2 separate regions of the Homo sapiens genome follow, and region 2 is linked to region 1. Evidence: read pairs that join two places in POLR2A ChIA-PET (ENCODE). Cell type or tissue: PC-9. All regions are shown on one strand. Each heading gives the region's core, and the rest is flanking DNA. Links, peaks and the distances in the headings are about the cores only.

Region 1 (7,469 bases), core at 2,381-4,880:
GTAAGCCTATCCCAAACATATAAGAACTAATGATAATGCCACCACCCTTTGCTGACCCCTTTTTTGGACTCAGCTTGCCTGCACCCAGCCTTGTTGCTCATATAAAGCCCGTTTCGTGGACTCTCTTCACATGGACGCACGTGACATGAGGTCAAGGAAGAGCCAAAGGTTCCAGGACAATCAGTACCTGGAATGATTTGCCTGCCTTACTTCTAGAACGTGAGGCAGCCATGACTCAGTAAAGAGGGCTAAACATCACAGATCCCAGATTCTCCTCTGCCCCTCATGGTACCCATCTGGAGGAAAAAAGTAGCAGCTATTGCCCCAAATAGAGAAAGTGAGACCCATTTTCTACATCTCCCACAGCAGAGTTGCCCCCTTGTTCCAAGGGGCCCAAGGGATGGAAAGGCAGGCCCACCATGCCCCAGCCAGACTAGCCCCAACGTTGATGAACAGAGGAACCAGGGAGGAATGACGGGCACGGTTGCCAGACTTCACATTACTAACCTCAACTGGTCGTTTCTTCCCTTGGCTCTGATTCTTGGGCTCCCTGCCTTGCTGTATTCTGCAAGGCAATTGGATGGGTGCCTCCCTACCAACAATTTCCCAATGAGGTGGTGGTAAATTGGCCTCAGAAGAAACAAAAGCTTCCTGGGATCCACTTCCCCATCCTACCTTTGGCCACCTTCCCCTATATCCCTTCTGCCCAGCACAGGCACTTATCCACTCACTGCTTCCTCCTCTGTCTCTGGCCCCATCATGGTGGTTGACTCTCAGTTCACTACCAACCTGGGAATTCTAGGTGTCTGGAAAGACAGTACCCGGGAACCACAGGCCCATCTCAAGTGGTACCCACCTCCTCTCTGACCTCAGCTGTTCACCAGAAATGGAAGTTGTGAGAATCCCCACAGATCTCTGCACAGTTCCTGGCCTCTGAATCTCAGGAAGCTAAAATAATGAAACTGAAAGTTGTCCAGGTGTGGAACTTCCTGGACGGGTGGGTAGGGCTGGGTGCCCCACCTCCCAAGCCTTTAGATAAGCCACCTTATAACTGAGCTGGAGGCAGATTAAGGCCAGAACCCCCCTTTTTTTTTTTTTTTTGAGACGGAGTCTTGCTCTATCGCCGAGGCTGGAGTGCAATGGCGCAATCTCGGCTCACTGCAAGCTCCGCCTCCCAAGTTCACGCCATTCTCCTGCCTCAGCCTCCCGAGTAGCTGGGACTACAGGTGCCTGCCACCACGCCCAGCTAATTTTTTTGTGTGTGTTTTTTAGTAGAGACGGGGTTTCACCGTGTTAGCCAGGATGGTCTCAATCTCCTGACCTTGTGACCCACCCACCTCGGCCTCTCAAAGTGCTGGGATTACAGGTGTGAGCCACCATGCCCGGCCAGAACCCCTTCTTCTTCTTGTACCTAAGGAGTGGGTAGGAGATCCTGGTATGTATTCTAGGTGAGTGTGGGCCAGACAATGGTGCACACCGTGGCGCCCTGGGCCATGCAATCCAGTGTGTTTGGAATAGAGAAATGGAATATGAGTAGGTATCAAGTGCCAGCAGGCAATGGCTGTGTCTGTGCCAGGGACATGAGGACCATAACCCAGCAGAACCAGCTGCCCAAATGCCATGCGACGGTCAACACTGAAGACCCAGGACAACAGCAGCTAACACCTGGAGGCAACAGGGTGGGCCTGTAAGGAGCACTCAGCCTCCCTCCCCATCTCGTGCTCCCGTGTACACTCTCAAGGAGATGCTGGTCTTCCTTATCTGGATGCCATCTGGCTTCTCCACCTACCTCCTTCTCCAGGGAGAGGCCTCTGACCTCACCCATGTCCTCTCTCAGAGATAACCACCCCGGTGAGCCCAGCCTGTCTTCCAGCCTCTGCATGCCTCAGTTCTGAAAGAACATTTGAAGGGATGACAGGCCAGGCGTGGTGGTTCATGCCTGTAATCCCAACACTTTCAGAGGCCGAAGCAGGCAGATCACTTGAGGCCAGGAGTTCAAGACCAGCCTGGCCAACATGGCGAAACCCCGTCTCTACCAAAAAAAAAAAAAAAAAAAAAATTAGCCAGATGTTTTGGCACACACCTGTAATCCCAGCTACTCAGGAGGCTGAGGCATGAGAATTGCTTGAACCTGGGAGGCGGAGGTTGCAGTGAGCCAAGATGGTGCCACTGCACTCCAGCCTGGGCAACAGAGCAAGACTCAGTCTCAAAAAAATAAATAAATAAATAAATAAATAGACGACAGTGGTGGTAGTAACAATTACAATTATAATAATATGGCTACCATATATTGAGTATTTACTATATGCCAGGCACTGTGCTAATGCTCACAACAGCCCTAAGAGGCATTATCTTTACACAACAGTGGAATAAACTGAAGCTCAGAGAAGTTGACACAGCAACATGGCTAATAAGTGGCAAAGCTGGGATTTGAACCCAGATCGTTGTTGATGTTCTCCAGCACCTCACCCTGACTATACTCTTGCAGGCTGGTGAAAGCAACCAGGGCACCCCTACTCCCAGGAGTGAAAGCAGTGGCTATATTTCTCTTTCCAATACTGTGTGGGCTCTACTCGGACAGGGGTGGTGGCTGGACTTGGGCAAATATCCCACACTCCCTGACACTCACTCCAAGGGTGCTGTGATGGTGGACCGGGGCTAGAGACCCCAGGCTGCTGGGGACAGCTCCTCCCTTCTACCTGGGACTTTGTGCCTCTCCTGGGAATAGCAGCTGATACTCCCCAGAACACGCTGGAAGGTCAGTGCCCTCGTGAGATAAGGATTCCTTGCTATAGGACTCCTCTCTCTCCTAGCCATGTTGGCCTCAGAAAGTCCCCAGAACCTCTTCCCCTGCCACTCAGGCTTATGGTGGGAGGAGGAAGTATGAAAAGTCCCCTCCACTGAAAGGCCAGAAGGAAACGCAGCGCTCCCAAGGGAGAGGTGACTGGGGAAAGGCCTTGGGGAGAGAAGTGAGAAACTGGAGAAGGGCTGGGGATTCACTGGGAAGGACTGAGCACCACTTGGGACCCTGGCTCCACGTGTAAACCATTGCTGGAGTGTCCCCCTCCTTGGCCATGGCACAGGTCACCCCAGCCTCTGGGGCCAAGGCGCAAGACCTGTCGGAGAACAGCCAGGCAAAAGCACAGAGAATTTTGCTCTCTGACTACCGCTGCCGCCGCCAGTTCCCTCACAGCCCCCTTGGGGGATTTCCCTGCTGAAGCCAGCAGAAAGCCCAGCAGTCCCAGCGCCCCTCCTGCCACCGTCAGAGCTGCACTGATGCCCCACCAGCACCTCAGCGGGAGCCGCTGCCCACACCCCTGCCCCCTCCCCTCAGCCTTCCAGGAAGCGAAGGCCAGACACAGGGAAACAGAAACATGTTGCCCTTTTATTTGCGTTTCTCAGAATACTGTACAAAGGGAGTAAAAATCCTATTCACACTTTGCTTAGAAAGATTTTAAGGTGAAAGTTCCCTATGATACACGGGGTGGGAGATGCAGGGTCAGGAGGGAGAAAACAGGCCCAGTGACCTCTCCCGTTCCCTTGGACCCCTGGAAGAGGACACAGGGACCCACACCTTTTCAAAATTAACACTGCCCCTAGTCCAACTGGGGAGGGGAGAAGGCTCCAGCCCAGGCTCAGGCTCCCGGCCTCACTTTCTTCTCTGCAGGCTGAGACAGTGCCTACAGGCCACGTCTTGCCCCTTCCTCTGTGCTGCTTGAGCAGGGATCCTACAGGACTCTCACCACAGACCCCACATGGGGTGGCCTCACAACGCCACATGTGGCTGCCACATGAGAGGCCCTGCCCAGTGCCAGTCTGTATGAGGAAGTTAAGGGGTGAGGGCCTGCAGAGGACCACAGCACCCATCGTTTCTGTCACAGCTTCCCCATACCCCCGCAGGAGTCAGGGCCAAGTTGGACCTGTGCTTACAATGACTCACGGGCCTTTTCCCCACCTGTCTACCCAACAGCCAACCCAGGAGTTAAACCCACAGCAGCCTCCCTCCCCTATTACTATCACATTCTGTGGGTAAATTAACCCTCCAAGCCTGCTTCCCTCCCTGCCCACATCCCAAAGGAGATTGGGTCTAGCTTCTGTCCCTACCCCTCCCTCCCTTACACCAGTCCTCTGCTGCTATGTGGCCCCATTCTTCTAAGTCTCGACTCACTAGCTCTCCTACAGCTCCCCAACCTCCACCAGGCCAGGATGGCAGCAGCCCTGGCCCCCTCACCTCTGGAACCAAGCCATCTACACTCTACCCCATCTTTCCCCAACCTGACCCTCCCCACTCCCAACCAGGACCCACGGTGGGTTGCAGAGAAGCTGCCAAAAGCCTGGGACTTGGATTAGACAGCTCCCTACCCAGAAAGGCAAAGACCCATCCCACACTTGCTTCCATACACAAAAGCACACACTGCGTGGCATCGAAAAAACCTAGGAATCACAGTGAAACAATCCAGAAGCCGTACCGCCCTCTGCTCCCTATGCAGGGGTTAAAGTGCTTTGGCTGCCTGAGGGCAAACAAGTGAGCAGGGGTTTTTCCCCTGGCCTCCTGTCGCAACTGCGTGGTCCATGTTCAGCCCAGGAGCCCAGCCCATTCCATGACCAACTCCATGGAGTCTCTATTCAAAAAGCAAAAGGAAAAGATCAAAAAATTCAGAAAAGGTCAGAGCCCAGGGGGCCTACCCCAACCCCACTACAAGCTACTCCAAGTTGGCTACTGGGGGAAGCGAGGGGGGAAATTAGGCCAGAGGCTCAACCCCCATCTCTGGCAGTGTCCAGAGGCTTCTTCTTTCTGTCTTCAGTGTTGCAGCACATGCCTTTTACCCTACCCCTCCCCTGCCACCCTGGGCAGGGGAAGGGGCTGCACTCTCAGTACTTATTGATTCCAAAAATCCGGACTCCGTGGAGCTGGGGCAGCTTGGGGATAAGCACGCTCATCAGGGACACGGTGTTGAGCACAAAATGGATCTGGTCGTACTTAGTGTAGAAGCTGGTGAGGAAGTACCTGGGAGGGGAAGGGTGGGGAGAGATATAAAAGACTGTTGGGAGGACCCCTTCCTCCCTCACTTCCTGGGAGGGGAAAGGCAGAATCCCAACAGCTAAGGAGTTACAGAAGAGGTTCCCAGACCAGCGTAAGAAGCAAGAGCTCTCAGGCTAAAGGGGCCCCTCCTGGCCCAGTACCGCCCCCACCTCCCAGCTTCACCCCAAGCCTGTAGGCCTATCTCACTAGCAGGAAGGAAGCTCCAATGGAGGAAAGATGGGGCCAGGGAGGCCCAAAGCCTGAGTCCAGTGTAAGACCCAGGAATATTCCAACTTCCTCTGTTCATCCCTACACCAGGAGCCACGGCAGGGTTAATAAGCATGGCTGGGCCCTGGGGTCCTCCAGGCCTTGCCCTGCCTGCTGGTGTCTTCCTGTAGCCCAGGCACTCACAGCACGATGGGTGTGATGGTCAAGAACTTCCGAGAGGCCGTGAACTGGACCCCATAATCCATCTGCTCCCAGTGGGTTAGCAGCCTCGCCTTGCCCTGGTCCGGGGTCTCAAAGGGTGTCCCCTTCACCGTGTGCAGGAAGATATACATGCCCTGGAGGAAGAAGTCTTTGTTAGAGGATACAAAAGGGAAAGGCCCCCCTGCCCAGCTCCTCCACCCAGTCACAGACACAAGTAACTCCCAGTGATCTGGAGCCTCCCTCTGCTGGGCAGGGGGATATGGGCTGGAGGTCAGGATGGAGCAGCTGGGAGTATGGCAGGAGAAGAACAAGGGGACTCCCTGGGGGACGGGCTAGGCCTGGCATGAGAATGCACGGTGGAAGTTGGCCACAAGATAGGCACCGAGATGCTGCCCCCCTCCAGGCCACTCATAGCCCCCTGTGCCTGTTGGGAGGAGGCAAGCGATGGGACTAAGCCCTGCTTACCCGACAAAGAGTGCAAGGTAGCAAGTGGTGAGGGAGCAGAGAAGGGCAAAAGTGGAAGACGGTTCGAGAAGCTAACTTGAGAAAGGGGCATTTCTGTATCAGCCTAGGCACCAGGACTCTCGGGTCCTGGGAACTCTCTGGAGCCCTTTGTTCAGCTCTCAGGAGCACATCTTCCAGGCCAACAGCCACCCCACCCTAGAGATGTGGAAAAATCTGCAGATTTGATTCCTGTCATGGTACACAGGGCAGGAACCCAGAAGGGGGAGCAAGGCAGAGAGGTAAGGGCTAGGCCTGGGCTCTGGAGGCAGATGTCGTCAGTACATCACCCTGACACCTGGGCCAGGCCCGACAGGCTCCTCCTATCCCTCAGCCCTGCCAAAGGGCAGCCCACAGGGCAGGGGCAGGGGCAGGGGCAGGCAGCAGACAGGCTCTCACCATGTTGTGAATGAGGTTGGTGAGGGTCCAGACGACAGGGACACTCACAAACGGGATGCTCAGCAGCACGATGTGGAGGAGACCGATGGCCAGCACGTAGGAGAGCCAGATGCCACGGCTGTTCATCACCCGCGTGTTGGGGTTCACCTCGCTGTGCGCTGTGCCCACATTCATCCTGCTGCCCCTCTCTGCTGTTCTGCAAACAAGCAGCACAGGTCAGACAGGTCACACTGCTTTCCCTGCCCCCTCTCACCCTCGGATCCCGCTGGGAGGCAGGCCCTTGTTTCCCTGAGAACTCCAGGCAGTTCCACTCTTTTGATTCTGAAGCATGGAAAGTGGAGAAAGTCCATGTGGACTTAGCTCTACTCATTTCCTGCTGCTGGGCTGGGATAAACAACAGGCTGCCCCATGCATCATCCCATTGGGACAGGGCCCTGGCAGGGCATCGGAGGACAGGTCATCAAGAGGCACGCAGCCCCAGGGCAGAGAAGTCAAGGCCCATCCCCCAGCCTCACCCCCTATGGCACTCCCATGAGGACCCTCTGCCGACAAAGCCCCAGGGAGAGAATTCTCACTCAGCACAACCCCTGCTGGACTGTGTCTCACTGAAGGCCTAATGTGGGACATCTGCTCTTAAGCTCTTCCCATCAGGAGGGAAAGGAAGTGAGGCCTGTGGGTACAGGCAGCAGTGGATGAACTATTTTGAGGTCACTGCATCCACTCACCTCCTCTGATTTTTTCAATTCTGGATCTCCCCAAACCCCAACTTAGGAGGACTGATCAGGTAGAAAGAGGGAAGTGGGGAGGGAGGAAGGGAGGAAGAAAGGAGAAAACAACAGACTAGGGACAACCTTTGCCCAGACCTAGAAGGCACCCCTCCTGGGTGACACAAAACAACCCATCCGGATGTTTTCTCCATTTGGCAGCCACTCAGGCCAACCCTTGTGATGCTACCCACTCCACTGCCAAACCACCAGGGCCCTTTTCCCCACAAGAGAGGCGAGGATAGAGAACGTGGCCAACACCTGTAACTCCCATAGAGAGCTGGAATCCACCTCAACATATGTCTCCTAAGGGCACAGACTCGAACCTGTGGCCTCCCTCCTGCCCCCGTTCT
Region 2 (2,500 bases), core at 1-2,500, 620 kb before region 1:
GCACTGGGCTGGTTCATGTGTTTTTAATTTGTAGGGATTGCTTTCATTTCTTTTTGACTTAATTTTTGTTTGAATTATGTAAAATATTTACATGGCTATTAAACGATAAAACATAATTCAGAGTTCTCCCTTTTATCTCTTTCCCTTGTGTTTTCTCACTTCCCCATATAAGTAACTATTTTTACTTATTTTATTTTTGATTGGCATTTCCATTCTTTTTGAAAATATGCAAATATGGAGATATATATATATATATATATATTAAGTCTTCTGGCCCTATAAAAGGTGTATTATACAAACTCCTCCGCAGTTTGCTTTTCTTCATTTAACAACATGTCCTGAAGATCATCCAGAGTATTATATATAGATTTTCCTCATTACTTTTATTCAACCTGTTCTCTACTAATAGACATTGGGGAGTTTCCTATCTTTTGCTATTACAAGTAATGTAGTAGCCTTGCATATACATATTATGTTTTCACCAATGCATCTTGAGGATAAGATAGATTCTGACAAAAAAGTGTTAATTACATGTCACTTTTCTAGATACCAAGTGGTCAAATTCTTATTCTTTATAACACTAAGTACTCAAAGGAAACAAAAATTAAAAGATAATTTATCTAAAGTAAATGTAGTTCTACTGGTATAAAGTAATGGTGGGGGAAGAGGTTAGTATATTTCATCTCTCACAGTAAACGTTTCCAAATCAATCTATAGGAATACTTATTAGCAGAGGCCAGGCGCGGTGGCTCATGCCTGTAATCCCAGCACTTTGGGAGGCCGAAGTGGGCGGATCACGAGGTCAGGAGATCGAGACCATCCTGGCTAACAAGGTGAAACCCCGTCTCTACTAAAAATACAAAAAATAAGCCGGGCGTGGTGGCACGTGCCTGTAGTCCCAGCTACTCGGGAGGCTGAGGCAGGAGAATTGCTTCAAGCCAGGAGGCAGAGGTTACAGTGAACCAAGGTTGCGCCACTGCAGTCCAGCCTGGGCAACAGAGCGAGACTCTGTCTCAAAAAAAAAAAAAAAAAAAAAAAAGAAATACTTATTAGTAGAGTTAATGAATAACTACCCTCTAGGTCTAATTTCTGTGACTGTAAGCCTCTTGAGGATGAAGAATTAAGCTTAATTTCCTTCAGATCATGACCAACACAGACACAGCACATTTAGTGAATCATTTTCATTTAATAACTGTTCTCAGGACTGATTATCATAAGCTGTTTAGTCCTCTGTTTAAGATTTTAATCTTTTCACTGAATTATGTTTACTGTGGCTTTTAACTGGTAGCTACTAGTATCTAGAAATATAAATAATCCCAGTAATATGTATTATTAGTATCCCTACTGTATGTACACTGACTACAATTATTAAAAGTTTCACCTTAAATTGTATCAAAGATAGAATTCCAAAACAAGTTTCTTATTCTATTTCTACTTTGATGTTGCTTTCTCTTCTAAAAATATCTTTCCTCTACAAAACCAAGATAAAATTTGCTCAATAGAGTTAATGGCCTGAATTTAAGGTTGTATCAGCCAGACATAAGGGGTTATGACTTATCCTCCAAAAACATAAAATACTTACGCGTCTGTTGTCTTTGTACACCCATTTAGATTCAGTACTTCAATGTTCCTGCAGTTTTGTGCAAAGGTTCTTTGTAGGAAAGAAAGTAAGAGGTTTCAAATGAAATAGGCCAAATTCCAGTCATTAAAAAAGTAATAAAATATATTATTATTGGTAATATTGATTGTTGATATCTGTGATACTGTGATATAAAGGAAAAACATGTATTTGGTCTTCATCTTCGGTTCTTGGCATACCATCCCTAAAATCTTTGTAATTTCCTGAGTGATAGTATCTTTTGTTACAGGTTGGTGAGAAGTAATCGCGGTTTTTGCCATTACTGCTCATGGCAAAAACTGTGATTACTTTTGCACCAACCTAATATAATATTTGGTCTTCAATTATGTCTACGATCAAGGAAACTCTGTAAAAACCCCTAAATGATAGGGATCAGAGAGCTTCTGGGTTGGTGAATGTAACCACGTGCCAGGAAGGTAGTACACCCCAACTCCACAGGACAGAAGCTCCTGTGCCTGGGACCCTTCTAGACTCTGCCTTATACACCTCTTCATATTCCTTCTACCTCAGCCTCCCTAAATGCTGTGATTACAGGTGTGAGCCATTAAGCCTGGCCATGATTTTTCTTTTGAGATGGAATCTCTCTCTGTCACCCAGGCTGGAGTATAGTGGTGTGATCTCAGCTCACTGCAGCCTCCACCTCCCAGGTTCAAGTGATTCTCCTGCCTCAGCCTCCTGAGTAGCTGGAATTACAGGCACGCACCACCATGCCCAACTAAGTTTTTGTATTTTTAGTAGAGACAGGGTTTCACCATGTTGGTCAGGCTGGTCTTGAACGCCTGACCTCAAGTGATCCACCCACATCAGCCTTTCAAAGTGCTGAGATTACAGGCTTGGGCTATCACACCTGGCTTAAATGAA

Evidence for each region. ChIA-PET counts read pairs that join two places held together with the same protein. Peaks named below come from ENCODE experiments on the same cell type or tissue, not always from the same donor. Only the 100,000 strongest peaks of a DNase experiment are listed, where the experiment ranks them.
Region 2: POLR2A ChIA-PET joins it to region 1 with 38 read pairs; 2 of 35 experiments call an interaction of 5 or more read pairs at or near these places.

The regions. Positions count from the first base shown.
Region 1 is chr17:39,917,678-39,925,146 of GRCh38, forward strand. ORMDL3 (ORMDL sphingolipid biosynthesis regulator 3) reads right to left here. Exons shown (of 4, transcript NM_139280.4): 2 at 6,353-6,548; 3 at 5,435-5,586; 4 at 3,366-5,008. The coding sequence starts at 6,526. The coding sequence ends at 4,873. GSDMB (gasdermin B) reads right to left here and starts at 958. Exons shown (of 11, transcript NM_001165958.2): 1 at 857-958. RefSeq lists promoters at 1-187, 1-146, 870-1,232, a cis regulatory region at 1,211-1,224 and enhancers at 5,654-6,440, 6,441-7,226. In PC-9, for the core only: no CTCF peak of the experiment used is centred there; no DNase peak of the experiment used is centred there.
Region 2 is chr17:39,295,545-39,298,044 of GRCh38, forward strand. FBXL20 (F-box and leucine rich repeat protein 20) reads right to left here. Exons shown (of 15, transcript NM_032875.3): 6 at 1,583-1,651. It overlaps MIR548BC (microRNA 548BC), which reads left to right and starts at 1,856; the gene lies at 1,856-1,965. In PC-9, for the core only: no CTCF peak of the experiment used is centred there; no DNase peak of the experiment used is centred there.